Regions from separate parts of the Mus musculus genome. Here regions 1 and 2 are each linked to region 3. Evidence: chromatin loops called from intact Hi-C (ENCODE). Cell type or tissue: heart. All regions are shown on one strand.

Region 1 (8,000 bases), 53 kb before region 3:
TGGGTATCAGGAACTGCGCAAAGTCAAACTGAGGATAAGGCAACCACTGCATTATGGGTAGCAGGAACTGCGCAAGATCCACCGAAGGTAGGGAAACCTGGGTCTTTCCACCCCGTGTGGCCAGTGTACGGGTGAATGAATGGCGCGTCCCTAGGCTCCCTGTAATCAGCTGTTTAGTCATTCCTGTTTACAGCCCAGTTCACTTTTTGGCATGATGCTGTTGCTGATGTCTTCCTCACGGTGTCGCAGATACGGCTGTGCTCTAAGAGTGACAGCTGCCGTGGTGTCAGAAAAGGCTGAGATGATACATTCAGATGCACTGAAGACACACGTTTCCAGAGCCTCTCTAGAGGATATTTTTATGCCTAGAACATGCTTAATTGAAACCAGGCACCAGGAGCAAGATAGTGGGAGAACCTATATCTATACCCCTGCAACTCGCTGTGAGCCACTTACTGGGTTTTCCTAGGACCGAGTTTGCTTGTCTATAAATCCAGGAGAATAAAATTGACTGCACAGACTTACTGAGAAGATGAAATGGCACGCCGCACATTATGTACTTTGCTATAATGCCCGACCTAAATGAACGTTTGTCTCCTCACTTGCTCCTGCTATGGAAGGATGATCTTAGATTGAGAAAAGATAAATATTGCTGGAATGATATGAGAGAATATCTATATTCTTAGGAAATCGAAATGAACGGTGTCTTCAAGATATTCTTAAATGATAACTCAGGGAAGAAAATGGCCACCAGACAGACAGAGACAGACAGACTGTGAGACACAGAAAAGAAGTGTGAGATAAATGGCCAGAGAGAAAGATATAGTTAAGTCCTGGCCATACAAGAGTCCCTCATGGCTTTTTTTTTTTTTTTTTTTGTTAGTTTGAAATATATTAAAAAGCATCAAACTTTTAAGAGGAGTTCTGTAGTAGAAACAGACGGATCTTAGGGAAATGCTTGTCTCTCACTAGCCTGAGTTTTGTCTGTGAGGTGCCGATGGGCTCAGTTCACACCCACCTCTAAGCTCTGCTGCTGAGCTCCTAGGAGACACACATGTGACAGGTGCTCTTGAGACTTTCCAGCCCAAGGTCAGATCCCTAAAAGAGCTAAGGTGTCAGGGCTGTAACCGAAGCCCTAATTACCAAGCTCAAAGGACAATCACCCTTTCCCAGCTAGGGGAGGCCTTAACCTCAGATGCCCCGTGTGGGATCAGTGGCTCAGGCTGTGTATTCTAGCGTGCTGGGGCTACTCCTTTGCCTAATGGTTCTTAGGCTGGATCCCAGACTTCTCAGCTTACCCACAAGTCTTTTATAGCTGGGTGGAAACGTGAAAAGAGCAAACAGACTCGTCTCTGAAGGTTCTGAGACCTTTCAGTGCCCTTTGGTGCAGGTAGAAACAGGCTCTGGGTCTGAGCACAAAGAGATTCTTTTCAAATACCTCAGAAATATACTAAGGACGTGGCTCAGGGCAGCAGGCCTTTAGGTAAGAGGAGTCTCTAGAAGTGTTTCCTGCAGCTACAGACACCTTCAGTAAACAGTTTTGGGGCTCCAACTGGATGTCTGTGGGCGTCCTCATCTCATATGGCAGAGTGTCTGGGAATCTGCCAGTTGTGTGTGTGCTAAGGGCACATAATGAGAGAGAGAGAGAGGTCAAATGTTTATTCTTCACAATGGTGAATCTGAACAGAACATGCAGATAGAACCAAGTGTGGACTCCAGCGCTATGTATCTTGAATTAACGTAGAGGGTGGACACAGATGGTGTTTGTATCAATTTTCTCAAACAGTTTATCGAGCATACTAGGTTTAACTTAAGAGTAAATCACTTCTACCTGTGCCAAGCATTTGTGTGTGGCTATTAAGTTGCTGCTGTTCTGAGCTACTTTATCACCGTAAACTTTAGAATCATAGAATGTTAAAACTGGAGGCCTGGCTGAGTGTGGTATCACAGGCTTTTAAGCCCAGCACTCAGGTGGCAGAGGCAGGTGGATCTTTCCGGTCTATATAGTGAATTCCAGGCCAGCCAAAGCTACGTAGTGAGACCCTATCTCAGAAAGAAAATAAGACAAGGCTGAAGAAATTGCTTAGTGGTTCAGAGCCCAGGCCATTCCTGCAGAGAACCTGGTTCAGTTCCCAGCATCAGTATGGCAGCTCACAGCTGTCTGCTGTTACAGGGGATCCAACTTTTCCTGGCCTCATGTGGTCACTGGGTATGCATGTGGTACACAATTACACGTGCAGGAAAGAAAAATGCCCATACACCTGAAAAAGGGAAACAAGTCAAATATAGATTTTTTTTAAAGAAGAAAATAAAGATGGTAAAATATAATGTGTACCATGATCTGACATTTAAAGTACCTTTTCTTGTTGAACATTCTGCAGATATAAGTTGTAGCAAATTTAGGTTGCCATCAGTTTTCTCTACAAAGTAGGATATATGTATGTATGTATATATATATATATATATATATATATATATATATATGCATATATATATCATATATATGTGTGTGTGTGTTAGAATTCTTTCTACATCATGGTGTATTACTTTATCCATCAGTTTTCCCTACAAAGTAGGATATATGTATGTATATATATGCATATATATATCATATATATGTGTATGTGTGTGTGTGTTAGAATTCTTTCTACATCATGGTATATTACTTTTGTAATAAGAAAAAAATATTGAAGATTTATTAAAAGGAAAATTGAAGATTCAGAAAATAAAGCCCACTCAGTTCTCCTGTCTTTTTTCTATCAGTCTTTGAAAATGCAGGCTGGTGGCCTGGGCTGAGAGGACAGGAGCAATGACAGAGCTAGGATAGAAACAGGAAGGCGACAGTTAGTGTGGGCCACACAGATCCTCATGCGCAGAGATGTAAGGGGACAGCCATGCTCTGAGCCATGGATTCAGAAGGGCTGACAGGACAGATAAACGTTCAAGAAACGCTGGCAGTCTGAGCGACAACCCACGCCTGTGGCCGTCTGCAAACTGCTTTCCTCAGCCTCAGTTTCCTGATTTATGGGCGCTGGGATAGAGGGTGTTGGTAAGAAAGCAAAATTAAAATGATGTCTACAACTGTGAACCCTACAGGATGGCCTTACAGCTACACCCAGAGAAAATATGTCTTCAGCGGGTGTGAGAAGCCAGTTTACAGCCCGAGGAGTCTGGACGGCCCTTGTAGAAACCTGATTACTCTGTTTATGACGACTCAGACAGCCAAGGAGAAGCCATGGCTCTGTCAAATAGCTCAGCCTAAGTGAAAAGCAACACCCATCCCTGGAGACCCTGAAGAGAGAGAGTGACAGGGGCTGGGGACACACAAATCACAGGCCACTAGCAAACATAGTGTGCAACTGTCTCTCCAAGGCCCCATCTCTATCAAAATAAACATGGGAAAGAGAGACTCAAGCGGAGCCAAGGCCAGTTCAGATTTAGCCCAGCTGCTGCTGCAGCAGCCGGCTTCTGTGGCAGTTTTAGATTTTGTGGCACTTTGGGTATGTTTTGCACTCTCCCTCCTCCAGCCCCTGTGTTGCTTTGTCCTCCTGCGTAGAAAGGGAGCTTTCAGAGTAGCAATGGGTTTTTGCTGGTGGTGGTCCACAAACAATAGTGCTCCCGCTGGGACAGAGTCTTGGTTACTGGTCTTGCTCAACAGAGTATGTTCCTGGAAAGACTTGCGTCAATGGACTCAGAAAGAAAAGACCCCGGTACAAGCCCAAGGCATGACTTCAGAGAGAAATGCGTCATAGCCCATTGTCTTTGGAGGTCTCTGTCAGCAGGGGGCAGAAGTCCATGACTGCTCTGAGGGGCTGCCCGGAGCCTTCACAGAGCCTGTGAAATAGTTTTCAATGGCAGCTCAGCTCCTCCGCAGGTTCAGCTCCTCAGCAGGCTCACCTTGTCTTCTAGTGTCAGCATTTTTACATTTCAGGTTTCCCAGAGAGAGAAACTGCCTGCCTTCGATTCCCCTCGTCAGAACAGGCCAACTGGTCTCCAGAACTAGACAGAAGAACTCCACTGAATAATAGCACACTGGTAATGTTGGACCTGGTGGGAGTCCCTGACCCCCCACGTATCCTCGAGGAGGTTCACGTGGCCAGCATGACGTCATAAAGCTTGCAATGATACAACCAGTCAAATGAAGCTTCTCCCCTCCCGTGGGATCTGCAAGAAGCACTCGGGATGCCTGTGTCCATCTTAGGAGCTGTGCTTCAGTGCAGAAGAACCCGAGGGTCCCGCAGTCCTGGAATCTTTCCCTTGTTCTATGGCTGCCCACGGCTAGGTAGGTCCCTGTCACATCTAACGTTGGCTCACTCTTCCTCCTCCTCTCCTCCTCTTCCTCCTCCTCCTGAGGAGCTTAGGGGTGAAGTGTAGGAAGAAAGAAGAGAAATTTACTAAGGCAAAGAGTCATTGTAAGGAGAAGACCTCTGAGAACCTGGAGGCAGAGCTCTGTGGCTCTAGGGCACGGTGTGGGGCTCCCAGATCCAGGTTGCTTCAACCTTAAACCACCTCCATTTTCCAGCACTGTTACCTCAGGAGAGGTACCAAGTCTCTCTTGGCCCCAGTTTCTCAACTATACAATAAGGTAATAATAGTACCTATGTATGGGGCTGTCTGGAAGACTAAATGAGCCCATATGTTGTAGAAAGGTAAACACAACAGACATGTTAGCTATAGTCTGTGGCATCTGGGATCTCCATGTCCTACCAGCTGTCTATGTAGAAGCATAGTGTTGTATAAGCTTCCCACCTCTAGCCATTTAGGAGAAGTGGTCCTCAGAGATTCGTTTGAGTTAGCACAGAATGTCAGAGCCATCACCCCTGCTCTTCATCACATGGCTAGAGTTTGCCTGGCTTGTACGGGGCCTCCATGGGAACCTCAGGTCACCCAAAGAGAAGCAGATACGACAAGCAGACCAGTATAAGGACAACGTTGGCACAGAAGCCTGGGCAGAGTCACAGCTAGCACACAGTGGTAGAAAGATTTATTACCCAGTAACAACCGTCGTTAGTTCCGTGGGTCGTAACTAGTTAGGACCGTGTGCAAAGCGTTGTCACAGACATCATCCGTGTAGGTGATAGACACTCGGTGGTCTATCACAAGCTGTGGGATGGCCTCATCCTCTGGCCTGGGCACCAGGCTAGGAGGCCATGTGTAACATGGCAAGATGTAAGGCATAGTACAAAGAGGTTACAACTCATCTGAAAACCTAGAATTTCTCCTACCTCTCAAACTCATCATGTGGAAAGTTACTATCCATATGTCCGTCCATAAAGGAATGGGGTTTTAGAGAAGTCAAATGACCCATCTGTGACCCACACAGCTCTCAGCTCCAGCACTCAGACCTGAATTTAGATCTCTGATTCCAAGGCCACAGGCTCAGTGGTCAACGCTGGAGGGCAGAAATGATGTGTGGGACAAACTCAGAACTGCCCTGCCCGTGGCTCTCACAGCCTTTTCTAATTGCCCCCAAAGGGGCTCAAGTGATACCAGCTCTCATTTTACACCCAAAGCTCAAGGAGACATCAGGGTGAAGGCTCTGACCCCAGACTGCTTGTCACCCAGGCCAGCCTCCTCCCAGCCTAGATAAGAGTACATGGTAGAAACCACAAAACTAACTTTAACTGAAATATGAACTTCCAGATAAGCACTCTTTCCTACTCAGCACCATGGATATACAGACATGGAGAGGGCAGCACGTGGAGACCTTCCCAGCAGAGCGTGTGAGAGGAGAGGGGAAGGAGGCCACAGCTGAGCCGCTCACCAGGCGTCTCTGACAGGGCTCGACCAGGGGCATTTGTTTTGATGGCAGGCGTGAGGGCAATAACAAAAAAAAAAAACATGAGAAGCTGAGAGAGGATGTCAGAACTACAGAAAAAGGAAGCCGAACCCTTAGGTCTTTCAAGTATTAAAGTGCTTATCACAGAGAAAATGAATGAAGGACAGAAAATGAGACCCAGTGCCACATCCAGGGAGATGTCTCAGCTAGCAACACTGTGGTGACAACCCAAGGTTGGTCCTTGGAATACACACAAAAAGCTGGTGTGGCAGCCTGCATCTGCCTCCTAGCTCTCTTCAGTCAGGAAGGGAGGTAGAGACAGGAGATGACTGAAGCTCACAGGCTAGCTAGCCCAGAGTGCACGGCAGCAGAAACAAGGGAGGGAGAAGGTGAGCACTGACTCCCAGAAGCTGGCCTCTGGACACACACATAATTCCAGCCGCACCCCTCGCCCTTCACACACAGTTAACTAACCCAGTCAGGATCCCGGGGATACTTGTCACTTTCATTCTTTGGTTCTAGTTTTAGAATCACACTCTCAGCCAAAGGGCTCCATGGCAATAAAATATTAAAAATTATTTTAAGGGCTAAAGAGATGGATGGCCCCGTGGCTAAGAGCACTTCTGGCTCTTCCAGAGGACCTGGGTTTGGTTCCCAGCACTGATAGCAGGCAGCTCACCTGATGCCTCCTGCTGGCCTCTGTGGGCGCTTCTCACGCACATGTCTTACACTGGCACAGACAGACATATACATAAAGAGTTTGAGATAGGACATGCTAAGACAGGGTTTCACTGTGCAGCTCTAGCTGACTTGGAGCTCACTGTGTAGATCAGGCTAGCTTTGCACTCATAGGGACAGGCCTGCTGTAGGGTCCCAAATGCTAGGATTAAAGGTGTGCACGACCACACAAAGCAATACTTTTTTTAATTAAGAACTTTAAAAATATAACAGCATGTGGCTCCCCCACTCCAGCACTGTGAAATGCTAGATAGTAAGTATCTTTGATTTTAGGATCTTATTGCAGAAAGCTCAACACTTATCATGGTATAATTCCAGCATTCGGGAGGCTCAGGCAGAACTGACATGAGGTTGAGGCCAACTTAGATTACACAGTAAGTACCAGGCCAAGCGGGGTCACACAGAGAGACCTCTCGCAACAGACAGACAGTAGTAAAGGAACACTGAGCATCTCTTCTGTATTTCAGTCCTAGTAAGATAGATAAAGCACCCCCTGGCCTCTGTCTAGGGATACTATTTGAACGACCCAACGGCCCAGCTTCAACCCAACCTTCTCTGCATCCATCTCTCGGCAGAGGTGTAGATGATGTGAACACTTTGGGGACAATGAGGAAAACGGAGGCAAAAGCTTTCGTACTCACACTTGTCCCAGAGGAAGCTGAAGGAAACACGGGGTTTGACTGAGCAAAGGCCCTCGTTGGAATGGCTGCATATGATGTTCCAAGATTTGAGGTATAATCTGAATGATGAACAATAACAGGTTAAAAAAAAAAAAACAAGAAGAAAAAGAAGAACAACCTAGTCACAAACCTGACCTTCAAAATTCATGACTTGGGGAGGTGGCTTGACTGACTGGTCGATGCTTGCCTTGCAAGCCTGAGGACCTGAATTCAGTCTGGAGAACTCACAGGAAGTAGCAGGTGTGGTAGCACTTGCTTGCAATTCCAGTGTTGGGGAGTCAGGGATAGGAGTACCTCTGAGGCTCACTGGTCAGTCGCCCTAGCCCAACCCATGAGCTGGGGACCAACCCAACAAGAGGCCGTGTCTCAACATGTACACGCATGCACACATGCACACACACACACACACACACACACACACACACACAGATGCATTTGTGCACATTCACACAGACACATGCATGCACACATGCACACACACACAGGATTCAGACACGTGGGACAAGAACACTGTATATTTTTTCTCGCTATAATTTTTAGTGTTTGTATGATTGTGCCTTGTGCTCACTGTAACCAGCACAGGGAGGGTCTAAAACACCCCAGAGAACTTTGTCGGTGTTGGGACCTGCTGCCTGCATGCGCTCAGGAGGCTCCTATCAGGAGAGAACTGGTCTCCGAGGTAGAACATAAACCTGAGGCCTGCATTCTGCTCCCAGCTGCCATCTGAGGGCCCCCTCCACTCACCCTCGTTTCCAGTGGGGTTATAAACAGCTGTGCTGTTAGCAGAGGCAGACAGTGTCCCC
Region 2 (8,000 bases), 1.4 Mb before region 3:
CAGTACTACACACCCCTACACAGTACTACACACCCCCTACTCAGTACAAGAAGCAGGCCATTCTCTAGCAGCCCTGGCTTCTTTCTTTAGATAGTGATACGAGGACAGTACACATGCTTTTTCTACCTGGGTATTGTTGTTTCTAGCCTCTCTTTGGTAGGTGGTAGGTAGATGTGTATAATAACCCATTCTTGGACATATAAGATACAGGCATGCACCTGCATCTCTGTTAAGCTAAGCATGAGTTCATAATGACATGGCCAACTTGACCTCATCACCATCTATAGCTCTCCGTCTTAACCATCAAGGCAGCATTTCTCATGGAACTGAGTCAGTCTCTCAAGAGGACCTCGGAGGAGTAACTGCACCATAGGCAACATAGTATCTCTGAGTGGCAGAATTGCCAGTAGCTCCTTTTGTCGTCTTGCCTTATTTCAGGCACTGTGGAGGCACCCCACTTTCTCCTGCCCTAGTTTTAGCAAAGTCACATACACATGGCACCATTAGACTCTTCCCTTTTGTCCCAAATCCCATTTCCAGCTTCTCTCATGTCCTGATTCACATATATTTTTTAAAGCAATTTTTTTAATTTCTTAAATGCAACTGTTACCCAACAGTGCCTGTGTGTCTGTCTGTCATCACACTGTCAAACAGCATGTACCCAAGTAGGTACAAGGTTCCCATGTACCTACTCAACCATCTCCAAAGCTCTCAGCCATATCCAGACTAGAGTTTGGTTTTCTCGACCTCATTGCCAGCTCATGCAGACACGCACATGCACACACACACACACTCTTCCAGGGCGCTCTCTGCTTAGTAGCATGCATTTGTTGTTCATTTATATTCTGCAACATAGTATTTTTATGTTAAGATATGTATGCATTACTCTCAAAATATTTTCTTTTTTAAAAGGTGGGAATGAAATCCTTAACAAATGCTGCTGGAAGCTGGACAGGGAAGGGAAAGGAAGCAGGTTTACAAAACTGGACAGACAGGGAGACAGTAGCCTTTTATTCATTAAAGCCACTTTTATGAAGCATGGGATACAAAGTTGCATGACGCACACTTTGGAGACTCAGCACCACATGCCTCTAGATTTGTGAGGTCACTCAGAAGGGGTCTGCTTTAAAAAGCCTCAGTTTGGAAACTGATGGGTCAGAGGTCGTGTCTACATTTCCACTGGACTCTTTACTTTTCTAGAAGGATCTAGAACACCTGTGCACCTCTAGATCATCCTGAAATTCAAATATATTGCTTATTTTGACTTTGCTTTTAAGCTGGAGGATGCCGTCACTATTTAGACAGTTGTGTCTTGAGTGATCAGACTAGCTTGCTTATCCAAACCCCTCATGGGTTTCAGAAATCATCAGCCGCATCAAAGACCCCCGGGCACCCGTTCCGCTTCGGCCGTCCCTGTTGGAGGATAAAGGTGATGGAAGGATTGTGGCCCTAGTGAGGGAGTGCTGGGATGAATCTCCAGAGCTAAGGCCCATCTTCCCTTCCATCAAGAAGACGTTACGAGAAGCCAGTCCCAGAGGGTAAGTTAAATGTGCAGTAGATTATTCCTTCTCCAATGTAGCCATTGGGAATTGGAAAAAAAATCATGTCGCCTATTCAACCCTCTCCAAAACTCTCAGCCACACCCAGACTATAATTTTGCTTTTCTAGACCTAATTACCAGATCATGTGCACACCCCCTTTCACACCAGCTCCCTTTATTTAGTCAGATGCACTCAGTGTTCATTTATGTTGTTGTAACAGTTTGTATGACTCTTCTCCCCCCCCCTACTTCCCTTCCTCCCACCCCCTTCCCTTCTGTTCCATTCCTTTCCTTCCCTGCCTCCTTCTCTCTCTCCTCCTCTCGTGGCTCTTCTCCATCTTCCCCCCTCCTCTCTCTTCTCTCCCGTCATCATATTTCCACTTAAAGTCCACCATATGCAAAGTTCTACACGCTGGCTCAGGTGGAGTGCTCAAGTGTTCTGTCCATTTTGTGAACGAGGAACAGACATTAGCAATGCCATGGGCCCATTCAGACATCTCTCATCAGTCAAGGCTTTTCCCCAGGCCATTTTGACACTGCCTTAGTATATTTTTCAAATTCTTATTCTAAGGATCCTAACTACTGATTTGGTGTTGGACAATATGATAAAAGTCACGTACCAACTCCAGATTATCACTGAATTGTTTTCTTCTACAGAGCTGAGTGAGGGTCAAATCCAGGGCCTCGTGTGTGTTCGGCAAGGGCTTACCACTGGGCTAACCCCAACCTTGCAGTTGGTTATCGAACCTACCTCTCAAATCCCCTTTACAGTACCAGCATCTTACATATCAGGCTGATAGTACCATCTAAAACAGTAGTTATTTATGTGTATGTGTGTCAGTAGATGCCAGAAGTTGGTGTCAGATTCCCGGGAACTGGACTTACAGTCAGTTGTAAGCTGCCTTTTTGGATGCTGGCAACCAAGTAGAAAGCACTGTTAACCACCAAGCCATCTCTCCACCCCCATGATAGTATCTTTTTTCTTTTTTCCTTTTTTTTTTTTTTTTTTTGAGACACATTCTTACTACGTAGCTCTGTCTGGCTTGGAACTCCCTAGGACCTCCCTATGTAGACCAAGCTTGACCTAGACTCATGGCAGCTTTTACCTCCCCAGTGCTGGCATTAAAGGTGCGCGTCACTACTCCTGAACTGGAGGCTATAATATTTAATACACATTAAATGTTTAACTTTAACTTGAGGAGGCAGAAAGAACCCTGGCTCGAAAGTGTTTACTTCTAATTTGTTCATTTATCTTGGTATTGTGGGGCTGGAGAGATGGCTCGGTGGGAAAGAGCACTGGCTGCTCTTCCAGAGGTCCTGAATTCAATACCCAGGACCAAGCGGTGGCTCACAACCATCTAATGGCATCTGATGCCCTCTTCTGGTATGTCCGAAGAGAGCTACAGTGTACTCATAAACATAAAATAAATAAATAAATAAATAAATCTTTTAAGAAATTAAAAGAAAATTGTTAACTTGGCATGGTTAACATAACAAGCCTGTGTTCTTCTCCAGGTCACAATAGTTTTTTAATTGCTGATTTTTATATTATCTTAATGTACATGAAATATCGGTACTAATGGTATAAAAATATAATGTTTCAATATATGTATACTTTGCCAACTAACATAATGTATCTTGGATTGGTAGATATGTCCTTGACTTTTTACTCAGACAATATGATCCCAACATTAAGACAAACGTATTTCCTACCTGAGTCTTAGTCTTCTCATCTAAAAGGTGAGCAGCATAAGCAACTTCATGGGGGGCATTTCTGGAATGCAGTCCCGCAGATCCATGCTGGGCAGTCTGAGAAATGTCCCAGTTTGCAGTCTGTACCTTTTGGCTTCGTTGTGACCATGGCAAGGAGCATGCTGGGAAGTGAAGACGAGTCATCCAAGTCCACTGTTGAATGTCTGCTGGCCGCCAGACTCACCCCTAGGCAGTTTATACACGTTCGCGCCCAGAAATCCTAAGAAAACCGCACACAAGGTACATTTTTCAGAGGAGTAAACTGAGGCCCAGAGGAACCAAGGGCGCCGCTTCAGCTCAGGGCCGGGGACTCGCTACTGCCACGGGCAGTCCTCAGTAGCACACCCTAACTAAGGCAAGAAATGTCTCTGTGGGATAGGTATTTAGGAGTTGTGTGTTCACTGTGGTCCGATGGTTCCTGGGAGAGCACGCTAACACGTGCGTTCTTTTAAAGCCACGTGAGCATCCTGGATAGCATGATGGGGAAGCTGGAAACGTACGCCAATCACCTGGAGGAAGTGGTAGAGGAGCGGACCCGCGAGTTGGTGGCAGAGAAAAGAAAGGTGGAGAAACTCCTGTCTACCATGTTGCCAAGGTATTTAGGAGCAGTGTTGGGCAGGCCAAAAACAACCCGAGGATGATAAGCTGCCCTGTCTTAGTGTCTCTGAGCAGGAAAAATATTTCTGTTGTGTGTAATAATTAAAAAATAAGCAATCCTTGCTATCGCCTGCTACTCTCCGGCTCCATTCCCGCGGTTCATTCCCGCAGTTTGCACAGTTTTCTGTCATCCAACCACTGTGGCTAGCTGTCATAAATCCCTGTAACCCAGTAAAACTCTAGAGGCTTGTAATTTATCAGTCAGATTTATATCAGTAAATTCTCAACCCACGAAATGCCCACACAATGAACTGAGAGCCAACCTAGACTGGACAAATTGTCCTGTATATTAATCCATCTTTCCTATGACATTCATAGCTACCTGTGATCTTCTCTGTTCTTCTGTCCCTCTCTGTCTCATCTCTAAAACTCTCAGCCCGCCTTCTTTTCCCACTGCCCAATCAGAGGCTTCTAGCCTTATCTTTGCCTGCCCTCACCCGCATATCAATAGCAATGCACATTGTAACCCGCGATAATGTGCAATGGGTTTATATAAAAAAAATTAACGCAACATATTTCCATTGTTCTTTTTCTAAGAGGATATCAAGCTTTGTAAAAGGGGGCCAAGCAGGGAGAGAAGGGGGGGGGGAGGGGGAGAGAGATGGAGGGAGGGACTGAGGAAGGGATATATATATATATATATATATATATATATATACATACATATATATGCATATGCGTACGTATGTATGTATATGTATGTATGTGTGTATGTACGTATGTATGTGCAAAAGTTGGCAAGTCGATTCACCTTATTAATGAAAACACAGGCAAACAAACCACAGAAAATTCAAGTGTGGTTTATGTGGAAAGTGGTGAATGCAGTAACAGGATATAGCCACTAGATGGCAGGCTAGCTTCATGTCTCCTTTGTCTAGCTCAGAATGTGCCTGTGGCATCAACTAAAAAAAAAAAAAAAAAAAGCTTCAACGTTGTTTCTCTTTCCACCTATGCATCCTCTGACCTCCAGATGGAAGCATTTACTTTTGAAATGTTTGTGCATTTGCATGTCACCAGAAGAGTGGAAGAGGGGAATATTTATTTATTTTCTTTATTTTGAGATAGGGTCTCAATATGTAACCATGGCTGCCCTGGAGCTGACTGTGTTGACAAGTTTGTCTTTGAACTCACAGAGATCCACCTGCCTCTGTCTCCTGAGTGCTGAGATTAATGGCCCATACCTTTCTAGAGCAGTAGTTCTCAACCTATGGGCTGTGACCTGTCCCCGATTTCCACCCTTTCCTGCGGATTACAGCCACCACTTAAAAATCTCTGTAGAGAAAACACCAAGTGAATAAATGCGTGTCATTAAGTCCCTCTATATGGCAAATTTAATAAGTAAAAACCTAGCTCACCAAAGCCGAAGGGGCTGCAGAGGGTCGGCTCTGCCAAGAGCCTTGGAAGCGGAAACAAGCATGAGTTTGTTAAGACCCATCTACCCTTTCTCTGATTTCAGCTTCGTGGGAGAACAGCTAATAGCCGGAAAGTCTGTAGAACCGGAACACTTTGAGTCTGTCACCATCTTCTTCTCTGACATCGTGGGGTTCACAAAGCTGTGTTCCCTCAGCTCCCCCCTGCAAGTGGTGAAGCTCCTCAACGACCTGTACAGCTTGTTTGACCACACGATACAGAGCCATGATGTATACAAGGTGAGCCGAGGTGCCCTGGGCTGTGATGCACAGACTCCCCATCTGCTGTCTCCAGGCTGAGGACAGACCACCTCTCAGCTCGTCTCAATCCATGGCAGAACCCCGATGCTTGATTTCTGTCCATCTTCTCCGGAAGGGTCTTGATTAGCCACAAATGTGCACGCTTGTCCGGAGTCACTGGGTGGCGGCTGCAGATGACTCAGTCAGTAAAGTGATTGCCTCGCAAACTGAAAGACTTGAATTTGATCATCAGAATCCATGTAGGAATAAGCAGGGCTTCGTGGTGCTAAATTCTCAGCCCCACGGAGGCAGAGTGAGGCAGAGTGCTGGGATCTGACGGCCAAGCATCTTCATTCACAGGCCAGTGAGAGAGTCTGCCTCAAACACCAAGGTGCACAGTGGCTAAGGAATGACAACTGAGGTTTCCTCTGTCCTCCACACTCGCACTGCATTGCTATGAATATCCGTTCTTTGCCCATTATTTTAATCTCTCTCTCTCTCTCTCTCTCTCTCTCTCTCTCTCTCTCTGGTTTTTTTCGAGACAGGGTTTCTCTGTGTAGCCCTGGCTGTCCTGGAACTCACTCTGTAGACCAGGCTGGCCTCGAATTTAGAAATCCACCTGCCTCTGCCTCCCAAATGCTGGGATTAAAGGCGTTCGCCACCACGCCCAGCCCATTATTTTAATCTCGCAGAAAAGATGTTTGAAAGGAGGCAGTGGCCAGTACTGAGTGTATGTCTTTCAGATCCTGGGAAGCTCAAAGCTGCTACCTTTAGATTTGTGGATCTCATTTTTGTTGGTATGATCCAGGCTAAGTGGGAGATAGCAGATATGGCCTGTACAGTGTTACACAAAGGGGCCATATAGACATGGTCCCCCAGAGTGAGAAGGAGATGGAAGAGTGTAGGGTTATGTGTCCCATGTCTGCTCTGCCACAGGGCTCAGCTGCTCGGGGAGGCAGGATGCAGGAAGTTAGACCACCCTTACCCACCACTGTCACTGGGTGGGTGCTAGGCCATTGGGAAGCCCCAGGACACTGCTCCAGGGTTTGGGGGTGGGGAAGCTCAGTCTGGGGGTCCCAGGCCTGCAATGAGGCCAGGGGCCGTTTGGTTCTCAGGCTCTTGGACACCTAGGCACTGTTGGGAGCTGCAGAAGAGCTGAGAGTGGAGTGGGCTGGATCTAGCCCAGGGCTTGGGGGAGGGGGAAAGAGGGAGGAGTGGTCCCATGGTGGGAGTTCTTGGCTTGATGGCAGCAGCAGGCTTGAGCTTGCCTTGGTTGTGGCTGGGAACATAGAGAGGCCTTCTATGGAAGATTAGATGGTGGGTCTATAGGTGAAAGCTTTCTCCATGGCTCCCCACAGTAGATCCTGATGAAAAGAGGTAGTCCATGATTTTGAGACATTTATTGTCATGGTGGAAAGTGGATGAGTAAGACTGTGTCCCCCCCTCCCTTCTCAGGGTGGGCCTGATGTTAAATACCTTTGGCAGGGAGAAATGTGGGCACAAAGCTTATTAGCTAAGCCCTCCAGACCTCTTGGTACCTCATTAAAATGGAGACCTGTCTTGAGTCTACATGACCACAGGTTACATCCTCTACCTGTAGAGGGGCTTGGAGCATTGCCCTTATGTGCCTGATGACCACAAATCTATGGGGGGCTGTGGCTAGTGACAGGCCTGGTGCATGGCAACAGGCAAAACGCCTACCATCCCTTCAAGATCTCCAGGGTTTTAAGCCTTAGCTCAACAAGGAACCAAGGTGTCTTTCAAGGTCCCACAGAGGACAAGTGGTGATGACGAGACTTTGTGTGTGTAGTGTTGTTGATGCTGTTCCCTGGGTTGTAAGACTTCTTTGTGGGGAGGGTCAGACCATGGATAGGGGAGTAGTATGTGTACTGTGTGCCTCTACATACCTTCTAGGCAGCTTCAACTGTTCCCAACTGTACACAACTTACTCATAACCCCATGCCTATCCCTCTCCCTCTACCTATGCCTTGGGGCTGACAAGATTTAGAAGATAGTGGGGCTGTGTCCCTGAGTGACAGACACTCAGCGGGCATCCCCTAGTATTCTCCACAAATGACAAGTTTTTAAGGGAGAAAGGATGGCACAGTGTGCCTTTAAGAGCTCATCTCCACTCCTGTTCTGCCTAGAACAGTGTCGCCTGGAACTTTTCTCCTAGCTCTCTCTCCCAGGGGCCCTTGGCACGAGTGGCTATCACATCGGGTTTTTAGTTATGAAGGTTGTTCTCAGGAAAGGAAAAGTGGTCTTGAGCCAAGTTAGACTTGTTGAGTAATGGACTTTTGTAATTTTTGGGTCAGCAGAAGATAAGTGTTGCCATGGGCAGTGTTCCCACTGCCTGACTAATATAGTGCCTTTCCATATCATCTTTGGGTTCTACTCGATAC
Region 3 (8,000 bases):
CTAACCAAGCCTAGCACATCCTTCCTGACGTTGCCTCTGAGTGAGCTGGTCCTTGGCAACCTTCCTTCTTAGAGATGGTCTTGGCACACAGAAGACTTGCTGTCTGTGGTCACTCTTCGGCTGCTGGGTGCCTGCTGTTTTAAGCACCACCACTGGCTAAGCCTTCAGAGTCCCCACCCCCACCCCCAGGTAATACCAACCCGCCTGACACAAGGAACACTCATGTTTTTCAGCTTTGACTTGCCTTGCAGCTGAAAACTTCTCACGCTCTTGGTTGGCAAAACATAGCAGAGTCTCCTGTTGGTGGATCAATCTCAGGAAATGCCTTCAGACCTCAGAACCACTAATTCCCTGCTCCCCATTGTCCGCTCTCTGATGGAAAAACAAAGCTGGCTCCACTTTCTCCAACACTCACAAGGGAACATTTCATCTCTCTGCCTCAGCCACTGCACACCATTGAAAATGTTCAGAGCGGTGTTTTAGAAGGTCAGGTTGGAAAATGTGAGCATGTGAGATTACAGCTTAAAGAGTTTAAACAGGTAAAGGTAAAATGAGTGCTGCTTCTCCCGCAAAAGTTGCTTTTCTTGGTGTATTCAAGAACCAACAAGAAGCCAGGCAGTGGTGGCACATGCCTTTAATCCCAGCACTTGGGAGGCAGAGGCAGGCGGATTTCTGAGTTCAAGGCCAGCCTGGTCTACAGAGTGAGTTCCAGGGCAACCATGACTATACAGAGAGACTCTGTCTCCAAAAACAAAAAAAAAAAAAAAAAAAAAAAAAACAAAACCAACAGTCCTGTGTAGAGAAGAAGAGGGCGGCCATCAGCTGGGAGTTGAGGGAGGTAAATATGATGAAAGCACACATTACACACTTCTCCAAATGAAAATATAATGAAGCCTATTATTTAGAACAATTACACACGCTAATGAAGTTTTGGTTAAAGGTAAAAATAATATCCTTCCCTCTATCCTTCCACCTATCATTTTGTGGAGGCCTCAGGCGAGCCCGTGACCCCTGACCCCCAGGAGTGAGTTGTCCTATCTACAGGAAGGAACAAAAATGCTTTCCCATGAAGCTTCCCAGGATGAAAGTGCTCCCTTAAGGGCAGAGGACTGAACACTGGGACAGAAAGAGCTCTGTGTCCAGGGGGAAAGGGGCACCCCCATGTACCTCTTCACCTTAGGCACTGGTTTCTGCACCACCATGGCCCAGGGGGACAGCAGGATCTGAAGCGGCCTGAGAAGCCAGGGCCGCTGACAGACCAACCACAGGGGAAAAGGATGTTTTGTGTGAATTGGGTTTTTTTGGTTTTTATTTGTTTGTTTATTTTTCTTCTCAACTAATACTTAACTCTCTTCTCCCTGTTGATGCACAGCCAGTCAGAGACCATTTTCAAGAAGTCTCACTTTCTATTCAAAAATAAATACAGATGCTCCAGAACTTTCCAGAACAGTACCAAGGGGACTTGCCCTTAACATTCAGTTTCCTGGTGGCTCTTATGCAGAGGGTCCTCTACCTCCTGTGGCATTACCTTCTGTGGTCTTCTTTAGTTACCTCCGATCAACTCTTGGGTTAGTTTCTATTTGTTTTAAGGCGATAATATATCCTAACTAGAAGTTTATTTCTCTCACAGATCACAGAACAGCCTCTTGGGAGAAGGGAAGGCAGAGGCGGCTCGAAGCCACCGGCCATGCTGCATCAGCCGAGAAACAATGAGATGAGCGAATGCTGCTGCTGAGGCTACTTTCTTATCTTATAGTCCAAGGTCTCACATCCAGAGAATGGCTCCACCCACACCTAGGATGGGTCTTCCTCCCTCAGTTAATACCATCAGGAAAGTTCCCCACAGTATGCCCAAAAGGTCCAACTCCCAGGTGATTCTAAGATAGTGAATGCTAACCCTCACAACTCTGGTCTGAAAGCATCAAGTGGGAAACTCCAGGAGGAAACATTGTATTAGTTTTGAATCTGTACCTGAATGTGTACCTCTGAGTGGCATGATGAAATGCCCTGCTACCCTCCTGTGCCCTGCGCCAATGTGAACCATCCTTTACCCAGCATCTCCACACAGTATAGACTTCCTGCCTTAGGTGCCTAGTAGTCTTGACTGCCAGATCAACTCCTGGACTACCACACTGTTTGCCTGTTTTACTTAGTAATGCCCCAAGACTCAAGACTAATGAAGCTGGCAATTTCAATAGTTTATTTTATAACTGTTTCATTTTGTTTCTACTTATTATTGATCTCTTATGTGTTAAGTAAAACTTTATCAGCTGGGCAATGGTGGCCCACACCTTTAATCCCAGCACTTGGGAGGCAGAGGCAGGAGGATTTCTGAGTTCGAGGCCAGCCTGGTCTACAGAGTGAGTTCCAGGACAGCCAGGGCTATACAGAGAAAACTCTGTCTTGAAATACCAAATAATAATAATAATAATAATAATAATAATAATAATAATAATAATAATAATAAATAAGTAAAACCTTATCATAAGTATATATACATGTATGTGTGTATGTATGTATAGGAAAATGTACATGATGAGAGCTCAGAATTAGCCAGTGGTTCTAGGCATCCATGGAGCCTCAGAATGAAAGCTCCTAAGTAAGAGAGAATTTCTGTCATCAGATCAGTGAGACAAAGAAATTGTCATTGACAACATACCGTAGACTAAACTCTAGGACTTAATCAGATATCTTTACTTTGTGCACACACTATTGTTTCTAAGACTTGCACAGGTCATAAAGACAACATGGTGTAGAGTTATTTATACCACAGTAATAAAATCAATAGCTATAATTTCAATGTTCAGGTCATGAGTGAGCCCAATAGTGCTTGCTTTATTACAATGAATCTTTGTTCCCAACTCAGTGGGATAGTTGTAGCAAAATCACATGACACCTCTCTCTCTCTCTCTCTCTCTCATTCTCTCTCTGTCTCTGTCTCTCTCTGTGTGTGTATGTGTGTGTGTGTGTGTGTCTTTAAGGTACCATAATAAGGTGGTAACCTTATTTTACTTATATCTTATTTTATGTGCCCACGTGCTTATCTAGTGCCCTCGGAGTCCAGAAAAGGGCATCAGATCCCCAGAGCTGCACTTATGGATAGTTGTGCACATCATGTGGGTGCTGGGAACCGAACACAGATCCTCAGCAAGAGCAGCAAGTGTTCTTAACCACTGAGCCATCTCTCAACCCCATTTTTTGGTTTTTTTGTTTGTTTGTTTGTTTGTTTTAAGGAACAACATTTATTCCTTTTCCAAATGTTACCATAAATATAGGTGGGAAAGAGTGGTCTTAGCAATTAGAAGAAAAGGTAAAAATCCTGAGGTTTGGTTATTCTAAGTTATTTACAATGATGGGAGAAAAAGATAGCTATTTCACATCACAGACCTCCCTGCTCCCCTAGGCCTAATATTTGCTTACCAAGTTGAAAAAGAGGCATGCTTGACTTGCAAGCTGGAGGTCTGAGCTTGAGTGAGACATTTGTCCCTTTTCCAGCCCACAAGCCACCAGACACAGCAGGAGAGAGCTTTAGAGACACTCAGGGTTTGGAAGTGCAACCACCCCTTCTTCTGGCTTGTGGGTTCAGGGTGCAAGATAAACAAAACCAGCTCAAAATGAATGTGGAGGAGAACCAGCAAGCACTTCGTGCAGGAGTGGGCGGGAAAGGAGGAGGGTCTCCGGCATTTCCTAGGGAAGCCAAACGGGCCCATCTTCAGTTGGCCTAAAGAGGAAGACCTAAAGAGGTGGATGGGAGAATCACCCAGAGGGAGGAGAGAGGCAGTGCTGCGCCTGGGAGAGAGCAACAAGCCTCTTCCTTTCTGAAAACAAGAAGGCAGCCAGGTAGAGACCCAGGATTTGCATGGCTTTCAGGGTGTTTGAGGGTGGAATTTGGTGCTGTTCTTGAATGATGCAAGGCACATTGAACAATGCCTCCATCTGGTGGTCAAAACAAAAATTAAGTAAAGCAGAGACAGCTGTCCATTCGACCTCCAGGAGTTGAGTCACCCTTTAAATTTATGGCGGAGGTGGTACTTCAACACACCTGTACTGAATGCTGCTCTAGGGAATGTTTGTAATGACAGTAATGGTTGCCTGGAAGGTTAAATATAAGTGCTTCGAAGCTCTTCCCATAAGAGGGGAATCTACATTCCCCAGCTTTGATCTGGACCTGCATCCCACTTGGGTTTTGAAAAGGAAGACACGTTCTTCCGGTCCCAGGCGCTGCAGGAGCCGCGGGTTACCGTGCAGACACGGCCAAGTCCAAGAACCACACCACACACAACCAGTCCCGCAAATGGCACAGAAATGGCATCAAGAAACCCTGGTCACAAAGATACGAATCTCTTAGGAGGTTGACCCCGAGTTCCTGGGCAACATGTACTTTGCCAAGAAGCACAACAAGAAAGGCCTGGAGAAGATGCAGGCCAGCAATGCAAAGGCAGTGAATGCGTGCGCAGAGGCCATCAAGGCCCTGGTGAAGCCTCAGGCCATCAAGCCCAAGATGCCAAAAGGCCCTAAACTCAAGTGGCTGGCTTTCATCGCTCACCCTAAGCTTGGGAGGCGGATTCAAAGCTACATGGCCAAGGGTCAGAGGCTCTGCCAACCGAAGTCTAAGGTTCAAACCAAGGCAGGGGCCAAAGCTCCAGCTAAGGCCCAGGCTTCAACTCCAGCCCAGACCCCCAAAGGTGCCCTGTGAAGGCCCCATAGAAAAGGCTCCTGCCAGTGTGAAGACAGACGGACTGTTGTGACACACCTCCCCACACACTATTTGCAGATGACCAGTGTCCTATGCTGTTCTTACAAATAAACTCAGGCAAGATCTGTTAAAGGAAGAAAGAAAGAAAGAAAGAAAGAAAGAAAGAAAGAAAGAAAGAAAGAAAGAAAGAAAGAAAGAAGAGAGAGAGAGAGAGAGAGAGAGAGAAGAGAAGAGAAGAGAAGAGAAGAGAAGAGAAGAGAAGAGAAGAGAAGAGAAGGAAGACACAAAAATAAAGCTAACGTCCATGCCTTCAGCTTCAGCCGCGGACCACCCCAACCCCCTCCAACTTCATACAATGCTGTCTTGGAGCAAGCCCAGGCTAGCCTCTGAGAGTAAGAGAGAAGGGGGCTCCTTCAGTCTCAGCTGCTTCTAAGACTATAGACATCGACATAAGCAGCCCCCCAACCCTCCACCCCGGCTAACTGCTCCCCAACATGGCAATAGTGAGCCTATTCAAGGCCATGTGAAACCTACTCAAGCTATAGCCCATGGAATCAGGAGAAATAATGCATTGTTTTAAACCACTGAGTTGTGGGATAACTCAGAATGCAGCAGCCTAGAGCTGATACACACCCTCCAATTTAAGATGGAAAGCCTGTATGTTGGATTACACACTTAAGACTCATTATCAGAGCTGGGCGGTGGTTGCGCACATCTTTAATCCCAGCACTCGGGAGGCAGAGGCAGGCGGATTTCTGAGTTCGAGGCCAGCCTGGTCTACAAAGTGAGTTCCAGGACAGCCAGGGCTGTACAGAGAAACCCTGTCTCAAAAGAAAAAGAAGAAGAAAGAAAAGACTCATTGTCACTATTTTATACTGAAGTTAAAAGCAAGGCGGAATCGACTTTACCCCATGGTGACTCTTTACCAGGGAGGCAAGGCCTTAAGGCCTTAGTGGGGACAGAATGACATGTTTCCTGCCCTTGGGGCAGGACCAGTAAGTCAATGGCTGCGGGGCGGGGGGGGGGGGGGGGACTATAGAGCTTGTTTATACAATAAGGTACATATTTTACATTCCTCCTTCAAGGAATGTCCTCCCTGTTAACATTACTGACTCCATGATAACCAGAGAGAGCATGGTTCTTGGATGTGAAGGTGTGGCTAATATCTCAGCAAAAGGTTAAATGCTGGGACCTTTCAGGACAACCCTTAAGGCTGTGGGAAAGAACTCTAAAACATGGGTTCAAAATTATATAATTTCTCAACTATGCAAAATATAAGGATGCAATATGAATTATGAGGGGTTTCATGGATCTAAAGGAACAAAGGCAGCTGCTTTGTGAGCCAACTTGTCAGAAAGATACAAAACCCATCATAATATTCAAAGGAAGGCAGATTCCTGAGTTCAAGGTCAGCCTGGGACCAAGCCAATTTAGATAAATCCAGGTGTGGTAGAAATAGTAATTTCGGGACAGGGTCCGACCCAGCTAGCTTATTGTCTTTGCTTTACAGAGGCAGGCAGATCTCTGATTTTTTTTTTCAATGTTAAAAGAAAATGTGTGCTTGCTGTTTCCTAAGGATTAAGGGGCAAGGGTCAACGGATGCTGAATCATAGGATAATCAAAAGGAAACCTGGAGTAAATGACTGGATTGATATGTAAAATAGAAGACTGTAAGAGATGAGCTATCCAGAGAATTGAACTGTCTCCAGCAGAACAGAGAGAGAGAGAGAGAGAGAGAGAGAGAGAGAGAGAGAGAGAGAGAGGGACGGAGGGAGAGAGAGAGAGAGAGAGAGAGAGAGAGAGAGAGAGAGAGAGAGAGAGAGAGAGAGCTGTCTGGAGATCTCCAGAGAAAGGAGATCAGAGAGAAAGAAAGTAAAACAGAGAGAAAGCAGAGACTGGAAAGCTGTGGCAAACAGAGCATAGGACGCCACCTTCACCATGATTTGACTTTGAGCTGTTTGTTTCCTGCTCCCAGACACCCCTCCCTCAGAACCCCTCTCCGAGTTGAGGCTTGGCAACTCTTGGCTACTTTGTAAACACTGACAGTTGTAAGCTCTGACTTTGCTCTCCGGATGAGTTACATTATCATCCTTCATCCATCAGTCCATCACTGAACATGTTGAAAGGGGATAAGGTATGTGAAAGACCCACAACGTGAGGACTCCCCCACGTTCTGACTCAGGAGAGGCGACACCCCAAAATCACCCACAAGAAACGGTCTTGCTGCAAACTGCAAGAGGATTTTTTATTTAAGAGCGCTCTTGGGCCCATGGTCATACACCACACAGGGGTAGAGTACCATGGCGCCCCGAGTAGCTGGATAAGGGGGTATTTAAAGGAAGAAACCACAACTCAAGGAGGTGGGAAGGGCGTTGTTGGAAAATACCAAAAATACCAGTTAAGAGTCACAAGGAAGTGCAAAGTTACAAGAGTCACGAGGAATACCTGGTAATTGTGAGGGTTATTTCTCAAGACAGTTTCTAAGAGCCCCTAACAATAGCACATTTGCATAGCGGGTTCCTGCAATGGTCAGGGTGACTTTCTTTGAATGAGCAGTCTTTGAACCCAGGAAGCAGGTGCGGGGAGGAATGTCGCTATCTGTTTTATGATTAGCATACCTTCACAAAGACCACATTCCCAAGCCTGGGCCTAAAGGCCTAGAATTTTGTTTTTACTTTGTTATGCTTTCAGTATGCACTGATGATTTGACATTGAATTGGTTGTGATGACCCTTGGGATGGTCCTGGCTGTTGGAGGAACCAGAGGCACATCCATCCTAACAACAAAGTGGGTAAAAAGTTAGAATACAGAAGTAACTGCCCTGGGAACATGGTGGCTAGGGGGTACATTAGCCAGGATCCAGTGGAAGGAAGAGAAAGCAGGCCAGATTCTCTTAGTACAGGAGAAATTTACTCCAGGGAATGTATTACACACATGAGGAAGCAAACAGACAAGAGCCCTGTGTCATGTTTAGTCACTGCCAGAGATGCAACCCCAAGGAAGGGAAATACCTCTCTTGTCACAACCCACTCACTTCCTAGGATCTAGCTCTGGCTAAACTCAGCAGAAGCCCTGGACGTGCATCCTATAGGAAAGACTCCACAGGATGAGCAGAGCTTAATGGGCGTGTAGTTGACCTTATTCCATCCAAACATCCCTCCCTCCTCATCCCCACGCCCAAGGCAGAAGAATCCTTCACCCCGGGGCGATTCTAGCTTGCTGTGACTGTCAAGGATCGTTTCAGCACAGAAAGCAGGACTCCTTCTGCACCCTTCTCAGGGGAGCAGCCTCTCAACAAACATCT

What was found. Hi-C counts contacts between places; a loop is a spot of excess contacts. Peaks named below come from ENCODE experiments on the same cell type or tissue, not always from the same donor. Only the 100,000 strongest peaks of a DNase experiment are listed, where the experiment ranks them.
Region 1: it touches region 3 in a loop (5-fold over the local background); 11 of 42 quality-filtered maps call a loop at or near these places.
Region 2: a loop joins it to region 3, with 4 times the contacts of the local background. A loop is called at or near these places in 4 of 42 quality-filtered maps.

What each region holds. Positions count from the first base shown.
Region 1 is chr19:53,817,179-53,825,178 of GRCm38, reverse strand. It overlaps Rbm20 (RNA binding motif protein 20), which reads right to left. Exons shown (of 14, transcript NM_001170847.1): 4 at 7,942-8,000; 5 at 7,159-7,256. It overlaps Gm16299 (a long non-coding RNA gene), which reads left to right. Exons shown (of 2, transcript XR_877919.3): 1 at 1-87; 2 at 3,097-5,927. Among named protein-coding and RNA genes, the nearest start is that of Gm16299, 4.0 kb to the left of the region's middle. In heart, CTCF peaks have their summits at 236, 3,779 (motif pointing right) and 6,486 (motif pointing left); DNase peaks (open chromatin) are centred at 48, 1,138, 3,288 and 3,538; H3K4me3 peaks cover 674 bases; H3K27ac peaks cover 6,320 bases.
Region 2 is chr19:55,203,750-55,211,749 of GRCm38, reverse strand. Gucy2g (guanylate cyclase 2g) reads left to right here. Exons shown (of 21, transcript NM_001081076.3): 15 at 1,361-1,538; 16 at 3,747-3,887; 17 at 5,406-5,598. Among named protein-coding and RNA genes, the nearest start is that of Mir6715, 15 kb to the right of the region's middle. In heart, a CTCF peak has its summit at 4,787 (motif pointing right); no DNase peak of the experiment used is centred here; H3K27me3 peaks cover 1,495 bases.
Region 3 is chr19:53,764,581-53,772,580 of GRCm38, reverse strand. The region is part of intron 1 of Rbm20 (RNA binding motif protein 20); the gene reads right to left. Gm30890 (a long non-coding RNA gene) reads left to right here. Exons shown (of 2, transcript XR_877920.2): 2 at 1,631-2,216. Among named protein-coding and RNA genes, the nearest start is that of Gm30943, 14 kb to the right of the region's middle. In heart, a CTCF peak has its summit at 3,940 (motif pointing left); no DNase peak of the experiment used is centred here; H3K27ac peaks cover 1,150 bases.